Linked DNA regions of Mus musculus: regions 2, 3, 4 and 5 are each linked to region 1. The links are chromatin loops, found by intact Hi-C in ENCODE. Cell type or tissue: left cerebral cortex. All regions are shown on one strand. Region 1 holds the start of Col12a1 (collagen, type XII, alpha 1). Region 2 holds the start of Gm39376 (a long non-coding RNA gene). Region 3 overlaps Cd109 (CD109 antigen). Region 4 has its middle 16 kb from the start of Gm35024. Region 5 has its middle 80 kb from the start of Gm35024.

Evidence for each region. Hi-C counts contacts between places; a loop is a spot of excess contacts. Peaks named below come from ENCODE experiments on the same cell type or tissue, not always from the same donor. Only the 100,000 strongest peaks of a DNase experiment are listed, where the experiment ranks them.
Region 2: a loop joins it to region 1, with 7 times the contacts of the local background. A loop is called at or near these places in 35 of 42 quality-filtered maps.
Region 3: a loop joins it to region 1, with 4 times the contacts of the local background. A loop is called at or near these places in 11 of 42 quality-filtered maps.
Region 4: it touches region 1 in a loop (7-fold over the local background); 36 of 42 quality-filtered maps call a loop at or near these places.
Region 5: a loop joins it to region 1, with 6 times the contacts of the local background. A loop is called at or near these places in 15 of 42 quality-filtered maps.

The regions. Positions count from the first base shown.
Region 1 is chr9:79,714,750-79,719,749 of GRCm38, forward strand. It overlaps Col12a1 (collagen, type XII, alpha 1), which reads right to left and starts at 3,973. Exons shown (of 66, transcript NM_001290308.1): 1 at 3,670-3,973; 2 at 615-722. The coding sequence starts at 687. In left cerebral cortex, CTCF peaks have their summits at 2,360 and 3,783; DNase peaks (open chromatin) are centred at 2,368, 3,247, 3,948, 4,425 and 1 more place; H3K4me3 peaks cover 2,495 bases.
Region 2 is chr9:78,785,156-78,790,155 of GRCm38, forward strand. Gm39376 (a long non-coding RNA gene) reads left to right here and starts at 472. Exons shown (of 3, transcript XR_870938.2): 1 at 472-678; 2 at 1,828-1,909; 3 at 4,299-4,397. In left cerebral cortex, a CTCF peak has its summit at 2,893 (motif pointing right); DNase peaks (open chromatin) are centred at 2,909 and 4,687.
Region 3 is chr9:78,643,665-78,648,664 of GRCm38, forward strand. The region is part of intron 5 of Cd109 (CD109 antigen); the gene reads left to right. Among named protein-coding and RNA genes, the nearest start is that of Cd109, 31 kb to the left of the region's middle. In left cerebral cortex, a CTCF peak has its summit at 2,541 (motif pointing right); a DNase peak (open chromatin) is centred at 2,550.
Region 4 is chr9:79,042,844-79,047,843 of GRCm38, forward strand. No RefSeq gene overlaps it. Among named protein-coding and RNA genes, the nearest start is that of Gm35024, 16 kb to the left of the region's middle. In left cerebral cortex, a CTCF peak has its summit at 2,649 (motif pointing right); a DNase peak (open chromatin) is centred at 2,664.
Region 5 is chr9:79,107,728-79,112,727 of GRCm38, forward strand. No RefSeq gene overlaps it. Among named protein-coding and RNA genes, the nearest start is that of Gm35024, 80 kb to the left of the region's middle. In left cerebral cortex, a CTCF peak has its summit at 2,047 (motif pointing right); a DNase peak (open chromatin) is centred at 2,072.

The DNA of each region.
Region 1 (5,000 bases):
CCCACTAGGGGTCAGTTTCTGCTTGTCACTCATCCCCCGCCCACCCACCTCCCCTAGCTACTGGCAGTTTGAAGGTTGGCTCCTTTGTCTGAAAGTCTGCCTACCCAACCTAATCTGCTCAAAAAGAAAAGAAAGGAAAACCAGACGCTCGGGGCTGGCAGTGTTGGAGTCTTTTATTTCATGTTGTCACCAAGGTCACAGTCCTGACCCAGGTGATCCGCTGCTGATCCTGTAAAGGTGTCCATATTCTGAGGTTCCTGGTGTCCAGATGTCGGGAATCCTCTTGTCAGAGCTGGATACAGTTGTTGCCCTATCCAGGGGACTGATCGTCAAGGAAGGCGGCAGTGCAGGTGGCAGTGTGGACAGCACACTGCAGAGACAAGCGCAAGGAGACCACACAGCACTGTACAGAATAGTGGAAGCAGAATAAACGAGCTGGACCTTTAAAGTTCAGAAACGGACACACCTCAGAAGGCAGGTGTTTCTCTGAAGAAGAGAAAGCACCTGAGAAGTGCAGAGAAAACAGACCAAGCAACAGAAGCAGGAGATGAAAGTCTTTTCCTTTCTTGAACTCTGCAGTTTCACTTGTCATAGGAGAAGTAAAAGCATTTTACCTTCTGCCTCAATGGAAGACAGGAGTAGGGCCACGCCCAGGGCGGCCAGCGCTCGGGGAAGCCTGGTCTGCATGTTTGGGCCTCAAGCTCACAGCCTCATGAAGGGATCTGCAGGAGGAAGCAGTGATCCATCAGAACCCAGCCTGAGCAGGCCACGAACAAGGTTAGACTAGAGCCTAAACATGGACCAGAACCGAGCCAAATCTGCCTATAAAACAACAGGGCCCAGCCCAGCACATAATGGACCCATTGTGGAACCATGGAAGTCAAGCTCTTCCAATAGGTTTAATCAGGGCACTAGTAGGAAATTCTAGTTTAAAGAGAATATTCTTCCCCCAGGGAGCTGCTGCTGCCTGGTGCCCTGTAAAGGCCTGACCAGACCGCACATGACTTCATACTGCCAAGGTGATGGATAATTTAGAGGTCATTTTATCCCTGACTCAACCAAATGTGTCTTCCAGCTGGGTATTTCATTTGGCTGTTTTTCCCTAACTGCTAACCTCTTTAGGTAACTGTGCTTTAGTGGTCCCAGGGTAATTTGATAATAATAATAATAATAATAATAATAATAATAATAATAATAATAAACCTCATTTATTCTATTTTCTCCAGTTTATCCTGACTAAAAATATGCAAGTATGTCTTTAAGATCTGGAATAGATTACAGAGGGATGAGGAAGGCTCAAATGAACCCCAGTTCTTCTGATAACCGTGTCGTTTTCACATCTGATAAAACCTTTACCAAAGATGAGAGGGAACCAACTCTAAAATGCATAATAAAAAGAGACGAAGCCGTAGAAAAAGCAAAATGCCCTTGTCTGTTTCCCAAACATTCTTAGATTGTACAAACCGCAATAATTCTTCCTTGTGTTTAGCTATTTCTTAATGCTGGACGATTATAACTAATACAAGCCCCAGAGGTGAGAAGGTTCTTAATTTTTCCTGCCTTTGCAAATAGATTTCTTCCTTAACGGCAAAGAGTTCCACTCATCCTTTTTACTTTCTCAACACACAGTAGCTGTTTTAGCAGCAGAAAGGACTGCCCTAGTATATTCTATGATCCAATCCAGGAACAAAAGTTACCAGCAATTAGCTGGACTGGGAAGGTGTCTGTGGCCAAATGCAAAAAACAGAACGAGGAGATTCAGAAGTGCACACATAACTTTAAGGCTACACCATAGGCCTCATGACAAATAGCGGGGAGCACTCCCCCATTTGTGTTTGGGAATTCAAAAATAAGCCAAAGGTTGGGCTCTCCTTGAGAAAAAAGGAACTGACAGTCTCCAACCCTGCCTTTCCAAATCATTGGCACGAGGGTTAGGGCAGCTTTCCTCATCCGAGTGTAAATTGCATTTTACATGTCTGATGAGCAGGCAAGCCAAATTGCCCAGAGCTCCTTTTTATGAAGCCAATATTAAAATTTTGGCGCAGCTCTGGGATCTAAGGGGTTTTAGTAATGTCTTCTCCCCCTAATTAACAACAAACCCTTTCCTACATTAGTCAAAATTTGTAAAGATTAAAAAAGCATAAATGCTTCATTGTTGTCGTCACCCGGCCATAACGCTGATATGATAATTTAGAATGCAGTCCGCAGTTGTGCTCACGAAAAGTTAAAGAGTGGTAACCTACCCACAAAAATCGGTGTGCAGTATTTGGGGGGGGGGGGGGTGTTAAAAGGGTGAACAAAAAACTTGAGTTAGTCTAGTCTTAGTCTAGTGCGCCACCTATCGGCTTCCTGTCTCAGCATCAAGAATGAATCACTTCTCTTTGGGGTATCTGATGAATAACTCAGCCATCTCAGCCAGCCAAGAATTCCGTTCGTATACGTTTTAAAGAAAAACTTCTCTCTCCTTCTTAGCCAAAACATTTATCGGAGTGCTTAGCAACACTTCATTGAGCATTCTCAGACATAGATGTCTGAAAGCGGTAGCCCTTACGTGGCAGTAGGATTTCCCTCACTTCCCCTCATGAATGAAAATGAATCAACTGCCCGGAGTGGGGGCACTATGGGAACTGGTCTCTTTCGGACAACTTGCCCCTCCCCCACCCCTTGCTGGAAGGAGCCAACTTCTTAACTCTCTCAATTTAACTTTTTTTTTCAAACGCACACACAGGCACACAAATGTTTCGTGGGCCCATCTAGAGTCCAGGCGTCACCTACGTCTTCTATAAAGGCTACCTAGCCAAGGACGAGCTTAGACTTGTTTCTTCGCCCCCCTCCCCCAATCCTACCCCAGTATTCTTTAGAAGACCCTAACCTTGGAGCTGAGAGGAGGTGTATGCCAAAGATCTGAATTGGTCAGGGGATGGTGGCTGAGGAAGCCAGATGCAGGTCCCATTTGTCAACTGCTCTCAAATGCACTGACTCCACGCACTCTGATCTGTGCACTCAAAGACTGGAGGAGAACCCTCCTCAAAGGTCCCATTGACTGACCCTGGGTAAAACTTAATCCCAGTGCATTCAGGAGGAACCCAAAAAGGAAGTCTCAGAAGCTGCGAGAGCTGGCCTAACCCAGCAGCACTTTGAAAGCAGTGGAGGATGGAGCCAGGGCAGCTCCCCCGAGCATCTGGAGATGCCACTAGCGCCTAGTCTCCCCAAGCTGGAGCGCTTTCCACTGGCCCTCCATGGAATTCTTCGCGGAGCGTACAGTACTTCACTTCGTTTTCTGGCAATGCCTTGAGTCCCTGCTGCAAGCCTGGAGTCCCTGGCAAAGCCACCAGATTATAAAGAGCGACCTATGCAGCCCGTGCACTTCACTGAAAGCGACAGAGACTATAGAGGACATTGCCCTACAGATGGATACACTGAGTCCCACTTGGCACACAAGCAAGCCACCTTTCCTTCTCCCTCCAAAACTCCAAAGAAACCGCCAAACTCCTGTGCCACAGATCTATCTCGGGCACACTAATCAATCGCTTCCAAAGCCAAGCAGCCCCTGCTGGGCATTCTGCCAGCCCCGGGTTAAGGTGCAAGCAAGAAGCCACTTTCCCCAGTTATCTTTGGGAAAGGGCGCGAGGGGTGGGGGTTGGGGTGGGGAACAGAAGCCAGACTGACCTGAGCCGGAGGTGACAGAGGGAGCGGGCGTCCAGCAGCCTGCGCGTGGGACCCCCCGGGCCTGGGAGGGCGCTGCGCTCCGGGAGCACCTGGCGGCCGCCGGTGTGGAAAAGGCGATGGGAGCACCCAGCAGCAGCGCCTAGTGCGCAGAGTGAGCGGAGGCAGGGGGACTGAATGCAGCTGCGGGCGGACGCGTCTGCAGCGGCCGCCTTTGCCGACTGGGAAGAGACTCCGCGCCGCGGGCTACTTAATAGAGGGCTGTTCCCGGCTCTCAGTTTACTCGGTTACGAAACGCCTGAGAAGGTGGAAGGCTGCCACGGGTGATGTATGCTCCTCGGCGGTGAAGGAGGTCTACTTTTGGGAACGTGTGCATACTTCGAGCATTCCTTCGGCGTGAGGTGGCGATCGCCGTAGTAGCAATGCCCCTCCGGGGGCGGGGAGGAGGGAGGGAGAGAGGGGGACAGCCGCAGCCGGGTTCCCTGCCAAGGGAGGCCGCGGACTCCTCCGCTTGGGGCGGGCTAGGGGGCTCGGGTTTCCCTAACCCAACGAGTTTCTTTAATACGTTTATTTTTCTAAAATAAGAACAATGGAGAAGTGGGGAACGGATCTTCGTTTCAGAGCAGCGGGATGGGCATCCCCTTTGTCCCTCACCATTGCATCTCCGGCCGCCACCGTCCCCACGTCCACCTTCCTCCCCCTCTGTCCTGGGTGCACTTAAAACCGATTTACAGGCTTTCCATTAACTAACTGTCTGTGCACGCGGCGGGCCTCTGTCTTTCCCAGTCTCCAAGGCGCGACTTTGAAAACTCCGACAGCCGCCTGCCTGCTCCCGGCTCAGGGCTAGGATGGCTTTCCCAGGCCTGTCTGTCTAACCTAGTTTTTCAGGATAGAGATGGGAGGCTTCGATTCAGTCTGGAGGGAGGGAGAGGAAAGTTATTGGTACCTGGGGGCGGGGGCGGCGGGGGCATCCCAACGGGACACTTAAGAACAAGTTTTATTCTCCTTAGAAATTTCTTGTCAGTTTAAGAGTAAAATCTGGCCCACGTTGGGGCTTCAGGCAGCTCTTCCCTAAAAAATTCCTAGAGGTGAAAAGGACGGAGAGGAGCTCGCTCGGGGACGCTCGCACGCAGGCGCGAGCTACTGAGAAGGCCAACTAGGAGCCGGATACTCCGCCAGCACACGGGCTCTTTTCTGCAGCTCCCCGGTTCCCGGCACTCCACCCCTTGGACGCAGTGGGAGTCTGGCACTTGAAGTTGCCAAATTGTACAAGACGCATGGGATGAAGTGTCCAGTAGTCACACGTTGTTATCCGGAAAGGGCTCGAAGACGGA
Region 2 (5,000 bases), 930 kb before region 1:
TTTCCTCACATAATATCTGAGTCGCTTACAGTACATAATATACTATAAATATAAATATAATATAAATATATAAATATATAATATATAAATATATATTTGTATAAATATAAATATAATATTAATATAAGTATAAAATAGCATGTATATAGCTATTGTATTGTACTCTTCAGGGGAACAGTGACATAAAATGAAACCCTGTATATACTATATATACATAATATACTATAAATATGAATATAATATAAATATATAATATATATAAATATAATATAAATATAAATATAAATATAAAATAGCATGTATATAGCCATTGTATTGTACTCTTCAGGGGAACAGTGACACAAAATGAAACCCTGTATGCATGTATGTATGTATGTATGTATGTAACGCAGGCATCCTCACCACCTGGTAACTTTGGTTGAGTCTAAGGAACTTGGGCAGAACCTGTGGATCAGGAGAGGTGATGGTTGACCTGTATTTGTGTTTTCTCCACTTTCTTTTGCCAATGTCTATAAATGCCAATCTCCGTGACAAAAATGTATGTTGAAGAAGTCTTGAAAAGCCTTAACAGATTGACTGAACGTGGTGGCACATGGAAAATGCCACTCACCATGCCATCTGACTTCAGTGGAAGTGGGTTCCAGTGGCCGTGCAGTCCTTTCACCAACCACCCTAACGGTACAGCCTGTGCTCTGGTGGATGTTTGCTGCTGGCATCGTCCCCCTGGGCTGACCTCTGGAGTCTGAACTGTCTTGTCTGAGCACGAGCTTGGCACATCCTCTGCAGTTCCGACTGGAGATCTCCCTTGTCCCATAGCTCATTCCATAGCTGCTTCCTCTGGTGCATGTCTCCCTGCTAATGATGATTGAAGTCTTTGAGTTTCTTCTAAGGTGCCACACAGAAGTTGGCAAAAAGGAAAACGTCTTCTCAGAGCACTGACAATTTTAGGTTGGGTAGAGAGGTCTTTCAAGGGTTTTAGATGTGTGGCATCTATTTTTCCTGTAAATATGAGAATTTAACAAGTGAAATTTCTAAGAACTAGAGTCAATCACAGCAATGAGATGCTTACGGGGTTTTTATTAATAATATACTAATATATTATTATATATACTAATAGGTAATAATTGCATAGAAAATCACCTCATCAGAGCTACAAAGGGAGTTGATTGGTTGCCTGTTTGAAGGACATGGAATTGTTTCTGAGTGTCTTCAATTAATTTGTCCAAAAATATCCCCTCAAATGAGTTCTATATTAGATTTACTCCTTACAATTTTGTAGGTTTTAAGTATGATGGTAGGGATTGATATTATTTTATTAGTTAATAAATTATTAAAATAACAAGGCAGGAACAATTGGGTAGAATTGAATGGAAATAAAGATTTTAGATTACATTTCACGTTTTAGGAGAGGAATATTTGATTTTGGCTCCAAAAGGTTTTTTATTTTTATTGGTAGACACAACTACTCTATGTATGTGGCAAGTCTCTCTCTCTCTCTCTCTCTCTCTCTCTCTCTCTCTCTCTCTCTCTCTCTCTCTCTCTCCCTCTCTCTCTCTCTCTCTCTCTCTCTCTCTCTCTCTCACACACACACACATTTAAAGGCAGAGTCTCATTTATCTCAGATTTTCCTTGAACCTTAATATGTAGCTGGAGATAATCTTGGACTTTTGATCATTTTCCTTCTACCTCCTGAGTTCTGAGACGATAGCACTATATGCCAGTATACTCAATTCAGAAATTCAGATAGTGTGGGGATCAGACCCAGGGCTTTGTGTATAAGGAGCCAAGCCCTCTACCAACTAACTACATCTTCAGACCTCTGTTTAGGTTTTGAGACAAGGTCTCACTATGCAGCCAAGGATGACTACATCATCTTCCACCATTGGCTTTCCATATGCTGGTGTTGCAGGTGTGTACTATGTTGCTTCGTTGAAGTTTGTCATTGCTGAAACAATGTTTCTTAACAGTTTAGCTGCCAGAGTGAAAGGTATAGTCAAAAATCATAGAATGTATTTGAGTGTTTGAAAGTTCTTGGGGGAAGTTTTTATTGTTCCCAGTGGCACGTATTCAGTGAATATTTTGATATTTGAAATGGCCATATGGGTGTGAAGATTGCTCTGGCTCTTTGACCCATTGCCAAACAACTTTATTTCTAATATGGATGCTTCGTGATGTTAAATAGGACTTTTCTGGAATATGGACCCCAGATATAGCACTCAGTAGAATTGATTGCAGAGTGTTACAAAGGATGAAGGTTGAAAGGGTCCTTTGAGATAATTAAACACAGACCCTCATTTTAAAGTAGACAGAATTGAAACAAGGGAGGTTAGCGGAGTCAGTCAAGGTCACACATCTTTTTAGCAGAAGTGGTCATAGAATTTAAGATTCCAGAGACTCAGTTTGACTTTGGAGCATCTGCTGGAAAGGCTTAGAACCAAATGAGAAAAACACAGACTAGTGAACTCACTGATGCCTGTCTAAGGGCTTCTGGTGATGGAGCTGGGAGACAGAACACAAAGACAGAATTTCACTCAACTCCTTCCAGTTCATCACCCTCCTCTGACACGAGTCATCAGAAGCTTGGTCTCTGTGTTTCTAATTTAATATTTGGGCCCCTTTGGGTGTTTTGCATAGTTAGAGATGAATGTTGCCGTTGGATTCAGATGTGTCACTTTGTAGAGATGAAGCCACATAAATGAGTTCAAGTGAATTATACAGAATTTCTGTGAGACAAGAGATATAACTATGGCACATGCTAAGGAAATATGTCTTTGTCTTCTGGTTGGTGACTGACTGTGTCCTCCTAATTATGTACAGAATGTGTGGTTGAGAGCAATTGACTGGACACACTCCATATAGGAAAGGCAGCTCAGGAGGGATGAAACTGAGTAGGAGACCTCTAGAGGGCAGTGTTAACTTACAGTTGTTAAGAGCCAGCAGCAGGCTAAATTGGGTGAGTGTGTTGTATTGGATATCCATGCCTCTTAGATACCTACATTCAGGGATAAGTAATGTATAGTGTTGATATTTTGAGCCTGGACGTCTGGAACTCATTTTGGAGTTTTAATCTTTGTGGTGTAGGGAAAGGATACTAGATGGGTTATCAGCACATCTGGGCTCTCAGTCTCTACAACCCAGGAACTGTGTGTACCCTTAGGTTTCTGACTTCAACTGAGAAACTAAATGGTTCTATGGAATCTTCTCTTAAATGGCCCAGAAAGCTAGCTTTTCTCCCCCATCTCCCCAAGTCTTATTGATACTCAGTTTCATGCTAAGGGTTCACCACAGGCTTGTTTGCTACTGGTGTTTAAAGTGATATAGCAGGACACTCCCTCCGTAGATGCATTTCCGAGGTCTACCTTGGCTAACCAGTCAAGTCTCTATTCCACAATGGCTTTCTGATAGCATTACCCTTCTAAGGCAGTCCTTCTGGCCTATTACAGTGTGTGAGGAAAACCAATTATTCTTAATCTTGATTTATTAATCCCTTTCACGGGTTGAATTGTGGCATGCTCCAAATGTTGAATGTGTAGTTCCCAGTGTGGCCTCATTTGTGAATAGGGTCATTATAAATGTGACAGTTAAGGTTGTACTAGAGTAGATTAAGACCCAGGCTCAATATGGCTGGTATTCTTGGAAAAAGGACTTTGCATCTAGACATGTGTCCCAGGGATTGTCATGTGAAGGCTGCACTTATGATATTACAAACCAAGAAACTACTAAAGGAGAGCTGGGACAGATACTATGCACTCCAAAGGAATGCAGCTCAATTGATATCTTGATCTTGAAATTGCAGCCTCTGAAATTGTGGGACATTACGTCTCTGCTGTCTCAGCCACTTACTTAGTTTGTGGTACTCTGTTATTACTGTAACCCTAGGAAATGGATATAACCCTAGTGACCCTAGTGCTGTGTGTTGAATGGAGTTTTCCCTCAGCTGGTTATGATATCATGATGACCTGACCCTGCTGCACGTAACCTCACCAACACCAGTGTCAGTAGGTTGACAGCAGTCTTCATGTCTCTTAAGGCATATAATAAATTTAGTAGACCTTCTGTACTATTTGATAACCTTTATGTGATCACATATTGACCTTGGAAGCAGGTAAAAACCGTCAGTTCAGAGGTATAGAATAAACTTTCAGCTTCCAACGGGATTTGGTATGTAGACACTCATTTACGAAACAGAGGGCACAACAGACTGGGACAACTCATAGGTTTTGCTTGTGGCAATGGAGAAAGGAATTAACCATGGTCACTATGTTTCTATAACTTGTCACCTACATCTTTCTCCACAGATGTACCTCAAACAAAGCATAGTGATAAAACCAAAACAGGAGTTGTATGCTGGAGAGTGGGAGTGATGGAGAAAGCAGCATGGGAGAAAGGCCTATTTGGTATGTATTTACATTTCATCTGGAATCTCATTAACATTCACTCACAAGGACCACCACTCTATAACATAGGAATACATGTTATATGCTGTCTGGAAAAATACCAGAATTTTAGATAGCTTGGCACAGAACATAGTTCTATATCTGTAGAAGAGTAATTTCACTACTGTCACAATAAAATCTATTTTAGTAAAAAAAAAAAAAAGAAAAAGAAATTCAGCAGCTTTGGTTCAGTGGATCAGTGCCTGGAGATTCTCTGTCTCTATGCTCAGTGATGTTCATCTCTGATTCCTACATTGATTTGGTCCCCACATACATCCTTGGATGCTGCCTAGTTCCTAGGCAACTGTAGTCTGGGAGGCTGGCACTGGCATGCTACTTGATTTAAGTCCCAAGCATAAGCATAGCATGGACAGTGCTTTTGTTCTTAATTATTCAGCTGTGCTTTTGAACTTGAGATTTGTGTTTAGTGAGTTCCTAGGCCTTACAAGTAGGGAAGCAAAAAGACAAAACAAAACAAAAAACAAAAAACCAACAACAAAAAAACCTGTTGTATACTAAAGAAGAAATAAGATTTATTTAAAAATATTTCTGGCAAAGTATAAA
Region 3 (5,000 bases), 1.1 Mb before region 1:
TGTAACTAGGAATAAGGACAATAGCCTGTAATTTTGGGGGTTATGGGACCCCCCCACCGAACAACTTGAAAAGAACCCCATACTGTCCCTGGGCTTTTTATTTTCTAGTTTCTGAAATCTGGGAGAGGCATTTCCCTACCCTACCCTCCTCCCCCATTATAGGGCAACTCGATTTTAACTCCTTTTATATGATTATATGTATTGATTTTAGGAAACTTAAAGTAGTAGTTTCCTATATGTAGTAGGTTTCTATGTGGCCTTAAAAAAGTCTTTAGTGTTAGTTGTCTCCTCTCCCCATGGCTCAATACTCTCTTCTCTACAACACAGATATTCTTGACTCAAACATGATAAGAAGATCTTTGCAAGCACATAGAATGTGGTTCTTATGACATCTTAGAATTATATAGTTCCATTATTAAGATATTTACAAGGAAACAACCCAGAAGAATAATTTAATTCAGTGTTTGAGTTATTTAAGATATTTAACTTCTTAGATCTTTTTAGTTGGTACTTTTGTTACGTATGTATGTATGTATGTATGTATGTTTTTCAAGACAGGGTTTCTCTAGGTATATGTCCTGGAATTCCCTCTGTAGACCAGGCTTGCCTCAAACTCACAGGGATCTGCCTGTCTCTGCCTTCCAAGTGCTGGGATTATAGGCATGTACCACAACTGCCTGGCTTATTTACTTATTTTTAAGATAGGGTCTCAATATGTCTGCCCCTGTCTCCACGGTACGGGGATCACAGGCATATGCCACCACACATGGCTTGCCCTATTTGAAAGTAGCGTGATGGGTCGATATGTCTTCCACATCTCAATCTTGGGGTGCTTCTCAACAGGCTCCAGTGGAGGGGTCATACCTGGTATAATGGATAAGCTCATTTGTCCGGTCTTTATGATATTAGTCAAAATATTCACAGATGTGATTCATTATTGGCAGAAATTAATCCATCCATTTGCACTTCAAAATAAAGGGGTCCTCACCTTACAGAGGAAGATCATTCATTCACGTGCTGTGACTCAAGTGAGCCTCGAGATTGCTCTGAATGAAATCAGCCTCAAAAGGACAGCTGCTGTGTGCTCTCGTGTAAATGCAATATTTAGGATATAGAAAACCAGTGAAATACAAAGTGGAATGGCAGAGACCAGGGGGTGGAGCGATGAGGAGGTGGAGTTGTTTGGACGGTGTAGTTTCTGTCCTGCAAGGTGAAGGTCCAGGGATTTGTTTCCAACCGTGTAGATGCACTTAGCACGACTGTCCAGTGCTCAGAGATGGCTAGATGGCAAACTCATGTCACTGTAATTAAAACAAGTGAAAAATCAATGTCAACTATGAGATAGGGTGGTCATGGAGTGTGTAATATCTATATTACTTTATATTTTATGATACACAGGTGAGTAATATCTAATTTTTATGTAAACACCAGAGGTGCTTGACATGATGTGTCGGGTGAGATGTATGGGATAGCTCTTGCTTGAAGCAGCCTGTGGGATACGGTGAGGGAACCGACTTAAAGGAAGGAGTCGGTGCTAGGGTCCTACTAGACGCTTACATCTGCTGACTGGCCAGAGGTGCCTTTGCCGATGTTTATATATCTACCAATTTGAGCCTTGATAATTCAGCTGCTCTTACTGAATGTGTAACATGGTTTTAACGAATGTTGGAGGCAGTGTTGCAAACGAGGTTCATACAGGCAGTGAGTAATTCGTAAGGATTAAAGTTAATGTCTGTGAGATCTGTAGCTGAGGGATTTGCTCATTTTCTGGATTTATAGCTTAGTGTGGTAATGACCAAACAAAACATCTAAACCTGAGGATAATAATATTAATTTGGAGAAGATACAGGATACCATGAGAAATGTTGGTTTTTAAGGGTCTCTCAGTGTGATCTCTCAGTATGATGGCTGATATACCATTATGAGAAAATAAACACATTTATATTATGTCATGTAGAAAATGTTTACGAAGGTTAGGGTCTACTCCCAGGAAAGCACAGGTGCAGTATTTATATATGTTCCCATTTGTTCTTCATAGGTAATTTTGTGACATGGGTACAACTATGTCCATTTTGTGACAGGAAGACCACAGCATAGCAAGTTAACTTCTTAGGTATACTTCTGTAGAAAGGAGACCTCTTGCTCAACTTTTAGTTCAGTTCAGAACCAATGGCAGCTTTCTAGTCACTGTATTGCTTTAAGACTGAGGCCATCCATGCTATAGCAAAGAACAGCAATGATAATCTACAAATATATAATGAGTGTGTGTGTATTCCAGCCCCGGGAGCTGGCAACAGTGCTTGCATTAAGTTAGCAGTTATTAGATGTCTTAGTCTAAATGCCGTTTCCCCCTGGAACACTTTTGAAGGTATCATTATCCTTCTGACAAAGACAAACACCAAGTGCTCATTGTTCATGAAATGTCAATATGAAGCATACAACTAAGAAAACAACAACAACAACAACAACAACAAAAAACCCAGAAAAAACAAAAAACAAAACCCCCAAACAGACCTCTTTAACAAAATCGGTGTCCACCAGGGGGCAGTGTAATCAAAGGCATGCTTGAGTGGTGAGCTGAGACCTCACTTCTGGCTTTTGTCTTTGCTTGACTCCTGCTTTGCATTCGGGGCTTTTTTATATTTTATTACCTACTTTTGTTTTAGCAGTGAGTCATGACAATGGATGAGATATACTCATTATTTGAATGCTCCATCATCATATATACTAGTTTTTTTTTTTTGAGTCAGTAACCATTCTCAATATAAACTGGGAAAAATTATTTTTAGAAGAGGAATTAGAAATTTCATTCTATTTGTAGAAAAAAAACCCCTATGGGATGCTTTAAGCACCACAGTGGGAGGACGTGCATTAGCACTGGAGGCTTTATCAGGGGTCTGAGGTGTAGTGACCGTAGGTAACCAGGCAGTGGCATCTTTAGTCACATGTTCCCTCAGGTCAGCAAAGGGATGCTTAGTGAAACACGCTGTGCGCTCCCTGGAATTTATCCAATTCTACCATGTTCATTTAAAGCAGTGGTTCTCAACCTGTGGGGCAAAATCCCCTGAGGATAGGGTGACCTTTTTGCAGGGGTCTCATATCAGATATTCTGCATATTAGATATTTACATTATGGTTCATAAAAGGAAAACTGCAGTTATGAACTAGCAACAAAAATAATTTTATGTTTGCAGGTCACCACAACATGAGACCCTGTAGTATTAAAAGGCTGCAGCATTAGGGAGGCTGAGAACTACTGATTTACAGTGTAAGACAGTCAGTCACTCACTGACTCTTAGACGCTCTAGAATAATCGAGATTGCATTTGGTCATCATGTATTGCTTTCATTTTCAGCATTTTGAAGTAACAAGTGTGCGTGCGTGGTGTGTGTGTGTGTGTGTATGTATGTATGTATGTATGTGTGTGGTATGCATATGGATGCAAGTGTGGAGGTCAGAGCATCTTTTTCTAAAAATTTTTAAAAAGATTTATTTTATGTATGTGAGAACATTATGGCCCTCTTCAGACACACCAGAAGAGGGCATCAGATCCCATTACAGATGGTTGTGAGCCACCATGTGGTTGCTGGGAATTGAACTCAGGACCTCTGGAAGAGCAGTCTTTTTCTATTTTATTTTTAAATAAAATAGAAAAAGATTTAAATTTAAATACTGAGTTTCATCTTAGTTTTTTTTCTTTTTCTTTTTTTTAAAGACAGACTCTATCCCTGAACCTAAAGCCCCCCACCCCCTTTCTGGGATCCGCCTGTCTGCCCTTCTCAGTTATAGATGCATTAGGTGCCTCCACACCCACCCTGCATGTAGGGGAGAGCTGGGCTCCTGTTCTCAGGCTTATGCAGCTGCTAGCATCTTTCAGGGGACGTATCTCTCCAGCCCAAGTGCCTTTGACTGTGGAACATTTCTAGGTCTTCATTCCCATTCCTGTAGTCTCTCACATGCAGTACAGGGTAGCTGTGGGTCTCAGTGAATTTTCTATCCATTCATAGATGGGCCAGTTTTCCACCACTGTTACGTAACAAAAGTTACAAAGCAACAGAGCGCTTTGATCTGTCTCCTCATCTTACGGATGAAGGGATGTGGCCGATGAGGATCACACTGTTTAACAAGGTTGGTGCTCCCAGAGGTCAGAAGAGGGGTTGGAAGATGGTGAGTTGGAATGAGGATGTTGAGAGCTGAACTTGTGCTTTCTGGAAGAACATCCCGTGCTATCACCCACTGAGCCATCTTCCAACCCCTCATTAAAAAAAATTAAACCCCTCATTAAAAAAAAATTAAAACCATGTTTTATGTGTATGGATGTTTTGCCTGCCTCCATGCCTTTGTACCACAAAGGCTCGTGGAGGCCAGAAGAGGGCATTGGAGCCCCTGAAACTGGAGTTACAGATGGCGCTCTTAAGCACTGAGCCATCTCTCCAGCACTATTAGTCTTTTTTTTTTTTTTTTTTTAAAGATTTCATTTAGCTTATTAGGCTTTATGGAAAGATCCAGTAGAAATAGGGACCTAAGTTGAAGATGTAGCAGAAGTCAGAGGTTAGGGATGCTGTAAATCTTGTGAGGGAACAGAAAAGAGATGCTAGGTATAGGGAAGTCTGTACTGTTAGACATCAAGAATGGAAGAACATAAAGCCAGGTGTAGTGGCGCATACCTTTAATCCCAGCACTTGGGAGGCAGAGGCAGGCAGATTTCTGAGTTCGAGGCCAGCCTGGTCTACAAAGTGAGTTCCAGGACAGCCAGGGCTACACAGTGAAACCCTGTCTCGAAAAAAAGAAAAAAAAAAAAAAAGAATGGAAGAACGTAAATCGTTAAAAGGAGAGACTGAGTCAAATGATAAACACAACTTTTGATTTTACCTTCTCTCCCGTGGGCATTGCTGTCTCTGTCTACTCAGTGTTCCACAAAGAAAAGCAACCGTCTGCTCTCCCCAGGCATTCCAGCTTGAAGGTTCCTGCTTTCTTGTGCATTTTACACAGTTTGCTCTT
Region 4 (5,000 bases), 670 kb before region 1:
TTCCAGCTCCTAGCTCACACATTATCACCCTGTGCCCAAGACCCATAAAATCTGCTTGTAAACAGGAGTCTAGCATGGCTGTCCTCTGAGAGGCTTCACCCAGAAGCTGACTCAGATAGACTAGGACACCGCAGCCAAACAGTGAATGGAACTTGGAGACTCTTATGGAAGAGTAGGAAGAAGGATTGTGGCCCGGGTAGAGGTAGAAACTCTACAGGAAGACCATCTGAGTCAACTAATCTGGACCCTTGAGGCTTTCAGAGACTGAACCACCAACCGAAGAACATACACAGGCTGGACCTAGGCCAGTCCACATATATGTAGCAGATGTCCAGCTTGGTCTTCATGTGGGCCCTGTACAACTAAAACAGGACTATCCCAAAAGCTGTTGCCTGTCTGTGGCATATGTTCTTCTAGCTGGGCTGCTTTGTCTGGTTTCAATGGGAAAAGAAGCCCCTACCCTTTCAGAGACTTGATGTGCCAGGGTGAGGAGATACCCAGAGGGGCCCACCCGCTCAAAGGAGAAGGGGAGAGGAGATATGAGGAGGAAGGGTTTTGGAAGGGGGTGACTGGGAGTGGGGCAGTGAGTGGGATGTAAAGTGAATAAGTTAAAAATCAAAACAAAACAATACATAAAACAAAACAAAAACAACAACAACAAAAAAAAACCACTCCCCCGACCCCGCTTGTTTTAGCCTGGATGGGTGGCTTCACTCATCTCCACCTCTGACATCTGTGAACTAGCCCAAGAAAGATGTCTCTCAACAAAACCTGCCTTCATACTTTTGCTTTGGCTTGAATGGTTCATTTTGTCAGAGGAGCAACCTATTCATGTGAATATGTGATGAATAAACTCATTAATTACTGCAAGGATGCAAGGGATGACAAATGAGTTAAACAAGAGCAGTGGTCTAGTGCAATCAGAAGGGTTCTAAGCCATGCTGTTTGATTACCTAGTGAAAACTTAACTGGTGACATTGTTCAATAAAAAAAAATCAGAGTTTTCACTTGAAATCCATAAAATATTATTTAACACGTTATTTAGTTTTCTTGGGAAAGGAAAAAGTTAATTGAAGGGAGAACATTTAGATGAAATTGTATCTTTCTGAATGTTGGTAAAAACCTTGCAAACGTAGAATGCAAATGATTAGGAATCATCAGAGAGCCAGGACCCAGTGTTCACGATCTGAGTAGTATCTATCTGCTTGGCGGAGATAAACGAGTGTGATCAAGGGACAATATTCCTACATGGGTTTGCTTGGCAGTGATAAACTGGAGTAAGCTGAGTTGTAAAGTATGATTGTTTTCCAGGCCATATTTGTGTCTGAAGAGGACCAGCTTGCTATTTTCTTTCCTCTTGATTTATTGACATCATCTAAAATTTCCATGGGCTTCTTTTTCATCCCATCACAAAAGCTTTTACTCTTACACCAAATGACAGCTTTCATGAATAGGTACCAGGCAATAAAATAAATGGAGATAATTGGCTGGTAGTTAAAGATAGAAGTGGTTGTAATTGAGAGCAATTTAGAATCCAGCTACTGTTGGCTGATTATTATGAGGGGAAATCTATGCTTGATGCATCCATACAAATTGCCGATTGAGTACTAATGAACATTTGTTTACAGACATCATCATCTGTATTATTACTGTATTTTTCAGGTGGAGAGGTTGTGTCATGAACTGGTCAGGATAGAAGTGAGTCTGCAGGTCTGTTCCTACTGAGATGGCAACAGTCATTTGAATAGTGCCTATGAGAACTCTAAACAGCAGTCAGGCTGGGGTAATTGTTGACACCTCTCCCTCCCCTGCCTCCCTCCCTCCTTCTGTCTACTTTCCTCCCTTCCTTTCCCTGCTTCCTTTCCTTCCTCTCCTTGCTTCTGTCACTTCCTCTCCCTGCTTCCCTCACTTCCTCTCTCTACTTCCTTTCTCACTCAACCTCTGCATTCTCTTACTTCACTTATCTGGTATAGGTCTTTAATGACCTTTTAGTTTCTCATTTTCCTCAGCTTATCTTCCTCTCCTTTTCTCTTGATTTCCATTTTCCATTCCATTTATTCTACATAAAACATACAATTATTTCTGAAGTATATTGCTTAGTAGCTTTGCACTTACAGTTTCACTAGCACTCTATTAAAAAACATTGTAAACAATTTTAGAGAATACTTAGGGTTTTCAAATGGAATTGTTCCATCTCTTTAACTAGATTCCATTACACTTATTTGGAATATAAAAAATCAAAACCTGAGCACTAAAAGAGCTTGTCATTTCTTTCTTTTCTCCTGTCTTTGGAAGGAAATGGTATACAAACTTTTGCAGTTGGTCCTGTGTTCTAGAAGGAGCTGGACTTAATTGGGATGAACAACAGGAAACTAGTTAAAGGGAACTGTGAAAGTTACCTTTTCTGTAAGGTTAGGTGAGTTCATTGGCCAGCCTTTGCTGTGGCCTGTTGCCTACCCACCACTCTTCTCACCTTCACAATCTTTGTGAAAAGACAGGCTTCCTTCAGGGTTAACTACAGTCGTTGTACAAGCAAACCTTTCTTTCTGAGCAATAGGAAGAACTGCTCATCAACAGAAAGTAAATCAGTTCTTCTAAAAAGAAAAAAAAATAGTTTAACTTTTACCCTGCATGTGATTAAAATGAATGTTAGTGTTTTCCACCAGGGGGCGCCCCACTTTTGAGTTTGGTGAGTGTCTAAGAGTTGAAAGCCACTCTAATTTCAGAAACAGGAGTGGCTATGGAAAAGAATTCCAACTACTGGGATTGAATTAATAGAAAACAACACACCCAAACTATCCTAAATGGAATCCCAAGTAAAATTCTCAGCCAAATAATTTACATTTAGAAAAATAAGATGTATACAAATAAAACTACCCATAATTTAGCTTACCTCTCTAAGTCACAAGTACCTATTTTGAGGCTTTTGATAGTCTCCAGATAGCATTAGAACAGGTATGTATTAAGCATTTGACTTGTCTTATAGCATGACTTGACCTATTTTATAAATGAGTCATCAACTTGGTAGTCAAAGATTCCTAGTTAAGCTCTTTAATGCTTTGTCCCAAACCATGGGATCAACAGTGTAGATCTGGGTTATGCAACATGAAGCTAGTTCTGCTAGCCACATGATTCCTTCTCTAAGCACATGGTTCTTCCTAAGTGTGCTGCTGAACTATCATACACCATACTTGCTGCCCTTTTCAGTAGCTTGATCATGTGCACTAGGACCTCATGCATCCTGGATGTCGTGCCAACAGGCAGGGGAAAATCAACCCATCCAGAGGTCAGTATTCATTCATAACTGAGTTTAACTGAGCAAGACTGAAATCGGATGATGCCTTTGCCTTTGGAGAGTTGTCTACTAATGACACAGCCTTGCTGAGAAACTAGAATGTTCTGAAGAACTTCATTGCCCAGGAGAAAATGGGAACAAATGAAAGACATTTATCTAAAAATCTGCCTTAAGGCTTCAGGGAAGGATTTGCTAGGCCTTTTAATGCTCTTATGTGATGAGCAGACCTTGGCAGTTCCTGTGCATGCCATGAGGACTGTCCGAGGAAGAGATTGCAGAGCCAATTATACGTCTGGTTGACTTATCTGGAAACAATAGGTTTTTTCAGAAAATATTTTGCTAAAACTTGTTGTTATACACTTGCTTAAAAATGTCATGGTGGGCCCCACTTGTTGCTCTCAGGAAAGGACCTCTACCTTGCCTCTACTTGAAGATTATATATTCTGGGACCCTCCTTCACAGACTTCTGAGGATTTACAGAAAGAATTTTCTAACTCTAAAGAAGATGTGTACCTGTGCTTAATGGTAGCACCTAGCCCCAGATGAGACGAGTCCACTTCCAGTACTCAGTGTTGAATATACATCAACATTGAGTCATCTCAGGACTGAACCAAAAGTACTTTTTAGCTGCTCTGTAACCTGCTAAATTGAGCTAACAGCAAACAGAGATCTGAACAGCCATTAAACAAAGGTGGTATAGATATCCAAACTAAAAACAAACATTGACCTAATTCCTGAAGCTCAGTTTGTATATCAAACCCACAAACAGAAATGAACAATTAAGACATTATGCCTCTTCTAGAAATTAGAAGTCTACAGTAGTATTCTATAACAAAAGCCACTTAGATGAAGCAAAATACGATGATTTCAAAGGATAATTATAAATATATTAGAGGAACTCAAAGAAGATATAAATATATGCTGGAATGAAGACTGAAAACAGAGATGAGCAAAAACAATTCATGATGCTAAAATAGAATTTAATAAGGAGAATTTCTGAAGAAAAGTCGAACTGAAGTAAAAAAAATGAAAAATTAAGTAAATAAATAAAATGCTCAATAGAAAACCTTAAAAACAGAATGGATCAAATGAAAGAGAACATATGAAGACTTGAAGATAAGGTAGAAAAATTGGAACAGTCAGTTAAGAAAGAGTTAAATCTGAAAAGAAAAACAATAATAAGAAAACACACACACATACACACACACACACACACACACACACACACACACACACACACACCTTAACCAAATCAAACCAAACCGAACTAAACCAATACCTAGGAGACAGAACATATTAGAACTTTGGAACTATATAAAATACAAAACCTACAAGTCCTAAGTATAAAAGAAGAAATCCAGGTTAAAGGCACAGGAAATATTTTCAATAAATTATTAGAATAAAACTTCCCCCAATGTAAAGAAAATATGGCTATTTTTATATAGAAAAACAAAATAGATAGGGCCAGAAAACAAGTGTTCTAAAATATGTAATAGACAAATTATTAAATATTTTGCACAAAGGGAGGATATTGAAAGCTGTAAGACAGAGGGACCAAGTCACATAGGAAGGGAGGGTCATCAAAAATTTATGCCAAATACCATAGATACCGGTCCAGAGTAGTATATCCATCAAACTTTCAGTTGAAATCAAAGGAGAAATCAGAGATTTCCACACAAAAGAGTAAAGGAATCTACGATCACTA
Region 5 (5,000 bases), 610 kb before region 1:
TACTGAGAACAAAGAATAGAGTAGAAAAGGACATGGTGGGGCAGGAACCACATGAAACATGGGACAAAAAGCATGTCTAGAAAATTAAGGTAAATTCTATGCATTGGAGACACAGAGTGCTGTGGAGGGCAGATGTGATGCAGAGAATGCTGGCACCTTTCATGGTCCAGTTGTATATGACTCCTACAATACTAGATACTCAGTTTCATCAATTATAGACCCAGGACAGCTACTCTGAGTTCACTGTCTCTGTCTCACCACCATGAAGATTAAAGATGTGGACTCTTGAGGGAGTGGGTGAATCTGAAGCAAGCCTTACTAAAAATACTTACAGAAAAGTGAGAAACCGAGTAAGTAAGAGAAACTGAAGAGTTGGGAGGAGTTTCTAAGAGACAAAAAAAACCTATTGAATTTCTTTTGGAGTTTTTATAGGGCAAGACAGAAATCTAGTTTGGTTGTTGAAAATAGGAGGGAAATGCCCATCTGGAAAGGAGACTCCCAGAAATATAAGGAAGTAGAAAAGGGGGTGTATAAAAACTGGCATGCCGGAAACTGTCTCCTTAAAAGCCAACCTTATCTGGTTATTTCATGGGGCATTCCTTTAGGTATTGTATAACTCCATGAGTCAGCTTGAAAACTCCTTTAATGAAAATGTTTTACACATACAACACACACACACATTTTACATATATAATGTGTTCTGCAATATATTGTGGATAATATATGTGTACTTGAACTGAAAATCAAAAAATGTAAGAAAGCTTATCTTTATGTGATTCTCTGTAATTTTATAAATTTAAATTTTATTTTGTGATGTTTTTGTTTTGTGCTTCTTTGTTTTCTTTTTGTAAGGTTGCAATATCATCATATTTCTTTTTGTCACAATATCTTTTATTGTTTACTCATACAGAGGTATATAAGAGGATGGTGGGTGAACAATAAATAACTTTTCCTAACGCAGCAGGGGTGCAGTGGCGACAGTGCTTGGAATGAATGATGCCAGTGTCAGGAAAGCAGTATCTACAAGCATGCTGCTGTATTTTCAGAACTGGAAATCATAGATTCCTAGCTTCAAAATTGATGTCTGATTGTTTTGTCAGTTTTAAAATAGTAAAAGATCAATGGGGAATTACTACTACCACGTGTATGTGTGTCCATGTGTGTGTTGAATAAAGGGAATAGTGTATTTCTCTTTAAAAAGAAGCATATGAAGTCAATGTTGTTTGAAGAGTTAAGATGTTTAAGTAAATGATGATATAAATTGAATTGGCTAGAAAGAACTTGGCAGTAGAAGGAGTTACAGAGACAAAGTCTGGAGCTAAGATGAAAGGATGGACTATCCAGAGACTGCCCCACCCGGGGGTCCATCCCATAATCAGCCACCAAACGCAGACACTATTGCAAATTCCAGCAAGATTTTGCTGACAGAACCCTGATATAACTGTCTCTTGTGAGGCTATGCCAGTGCCTGGCAAACACAGAAGTGGATGCTCATAGTTATCTATAGGATGGAACACAGGGCCCCCAATAGAGGAGCTAGATAAAGTAACCAAGGAACTGAAGGGGTCTGCAACCCTATAGGTGGAACAACAATATGAACTAACCAGTACCCCCAGAGCTCAGGTCTCTAGCTGCATATGTAGCAGAAGATGGCCTAGTCGGCCATCATTGGGAAGAGAGGCCCCTTGGTATTGCAAACTTTATATGCCTCAGTACAGGGGAATGCCAGTGCCAAGAAGTGGGAGTGGGTGGGTAGGGGAGCAGGGAAAGGGGAGGGTATAGGGGACTTTCAGGATAGCATTTGAAATGTAAATGAAGAAAATATCTAATAAAATTTAAAAAAATTAAAGCACATTTTAAAATAAATCTAATGCATATGTCTTTTTCTTTTAGAAATATTTAAAACTTCAAAATATTAATTATGACATAGAACCATATTCTCTATAAAAAGTAGATTTGGCAGTGGATTCTTTAGTTCTCTTATTTCGTAAAATAATGTACCTACTCTCCTCCGAGGTACTAACACACTGATGACTGGCTGATAGAGTTTCTGTCCAGTAGAGAGCAGTCACAGTCCATGAAGAGATCAGAATTTAGGGCACATGACTGAGCTCTGAACCTTTGTATCAGCTTCTAACTCAGTCTGGACTTTCTAGAATACAGGCTAAGTGTTCTCTCTTGTGTTCAGGATTCCTTCTCTTACCTGTCCTTTATGTTATAATGATAATATGCCTATTTATATGGATACCAATGTGTACACTAAGACTGTGACTGGCTTGTGCTCATCCTAAAAAAAAAAATCTGTAGAACACGCATACTATGTAGTGAGGAGAAATAGATACAAACACAAATGTTAAGCATGAAGATGGGGAAAGTTTAGCATTCCATGAAAAAAACAAAACAAAACAAAACTTAATTCAGCACGCAGGAAATCCTCTTAGTGACAAATAGCCAGTGGCTAATGGACAACATCCTCATGAAAACATAATGGTGTGTGTGTGTGTGTGTGTGTGTGTGTGTGTGTGTGTGTGTATGTGTGTGTGTATGTGTGTGTGTATGTTTGTGTGTGTGTATGTTTGTGTGTGTGTATGTGTGTGTGTGTATGTGTGTGTATGTGTGTGTGTATGTGTTTATATGTGCATAGGAAAGTATGTGCATTTGCATGGGAAGGTCAATGCAGAGGTCAATATTCAGTGTTGTTCCAAACCTAGATTCACAAAGGGAACTTTAGATGCTATAATAAGGGAATATGCAGTAAGGGCCACCAATTCAATTGCTATTGCTTGTTTAATACTTCTTTCTCTGTGTTATGAAATGTTTTGTGTGTGCATGAAGTATGAAGTACTGTGTGATAATAATATACATACACATGTATATGTATGTATATATATATATATATATATATATATATATATATAAATTCATACAAACACATACATATATATTCTGTCATAATTACACTGTGGTAATTAGCTTTTCTGTATCATCCAATATGTAGGCACACTATTTCTGTACATTGTGTGTAAAGTTTACCATTCAAATGTTGATTTCTCTGCCCTCATATCTTGATCCAATTCATACAGGGAACTCTAATGCCTATAAACCAAGAATCTCCTGTCTCAAGTTCCTATAAGTAATTCTTACCTTTTGTTTTCTGTCTTGTGAAAAAATGCTGATCACCCAATGGCTGGGCAGAATCAAGAAAAGGATAGGATATGTGCCAGCTAGAAAGAGGAGAAGGGAGAGAGGGAGATTCAGATTAACCAAGAATATTTGAAGGGAGCAAACAAAGTACCTGAGCACAGTTAATTAGCCACATGGCAGAATGTAGGTTAAACTAAATGGGATAATTTAAGTTATGATCTAATAAGAGAAAAGCCTAGCTGTATGGCTAAAGTATTTGTAAATATATTTTGGGTCTGAGTCTTATTTCTAGGATCTTGGGGCTGGAAGGAAGAAAAGTTCTAAATTCTGCATAACATTAATCATTTTTACATGTTGAGATCTTTTGTACCTTTCCAGTTACCTTGAAGTATATCTTAGCTTGTAAAGAAAATTGTTCCCTGCGTATGGAAGAGAAAACCAGGTCTAATTTCTCCTGCCTAACTGTGTTTTTTTACTTCTTTGTTCTGTGCCTGTCTTAGACTCTATTGACCAATATTCCATTCTGTTCTTCCATGAGACTGTACCTTTTAATCAGTGAGTGAGGACATGTGGTTTTTGTCTGTCTGGGCATGCCTCATTTCACTTAACACTTCAGTCTTGTTGATAACAGCCATTCTTCGTGAGGGGCGATAACATCTCCCTGTGGTTCTGACTCTGATCAATTATTTAGGTTAATGATTAATGATGTCCTTTTAAACCTCACTTGTTGGCCATTTATATCTTTCCTTTTGAGAAATATCTATTCTGACCTTTGGTCTACTTTAATTGTATTATTTATGGGTTGGGTTTATTTTGAGAGTTTTTGATTTTTTTTATATTCCTTGCTGGACATATGGTTAATAAATAATTCCTACTATCCTATGATCTATCTCTTAAGTGTTGATTGCAGTGCAGAAGCCCTTAATTTGATAGAATTCCATTTGTTTACATTTGGATTGGCTTCCTCTTTTCAGGGCGGGGGGGGGGGATCCTGCTAAGAAAAACCATTCCCCACTGGTACCTTGAAGTGATTGCATGTGTTTAAGTCAAACATGTAGTCCTTTCATGTTTTTGTGTTGATTTTGTGGATGGTGAGAGGTATGGCTCTAGTTACTTTCTCAACATACAGATGTGCAGTTTTCTCTTGCTTTGCTCTTTCTATGTGGCAGCAGAGAATAAACCAAGGGAAGACATCTAGTTACAAAGCTGGAAAGTCCATCTTGCTACATTTTGAGTTTTCTGTGGCCTCTGAATGCTATAACATGAAATCTTTGAGTACAGAACACTCTGCTTTTCTGATGCTGGATATTTCCATAAAATAGGACTGAAGAATTACTGTCAAGAAGTGGCATCATGAAAATGCATAAGCTGCCCTGATGCTTTGTTTGGTCCATGTCCCAGAAGCCAGTCTGCAAATGGATACGTTTTACAGAAAGCAGAGAATGAGACCCACAAGGAAAGGGACAAAGTGAAGAGTGTTTGCTTGTAGATGTTCACAGGCTTTCAAAAACAGAGTCATCTCTATGAATGTGTACCGACAGTAGATTCATTTGGTACATTAAAGTGCTGCCTTCTTTTATGTGTTAATGACACACTGATTTACCACCAACAAGGCCTAACTCTTAAGGTGGTTTTACCCAGTGGTGACATTACCAGAAGACAGCCACATTCTTTTTTTTGGCCGTCCTCACAACCAAAGTCATACACTTTAATTGGTAGACAAGAGTTAGGTATATAATTTGTGGTCCAGAAACTGACTAGCGCTATCTCTCCCACAGACACTGAACTTGAACGCCAGCCTGGTGAGTTCCTGTCTTGCCATCTGAGCTAGTGAACTTCAGAAACTACTGTTGAGA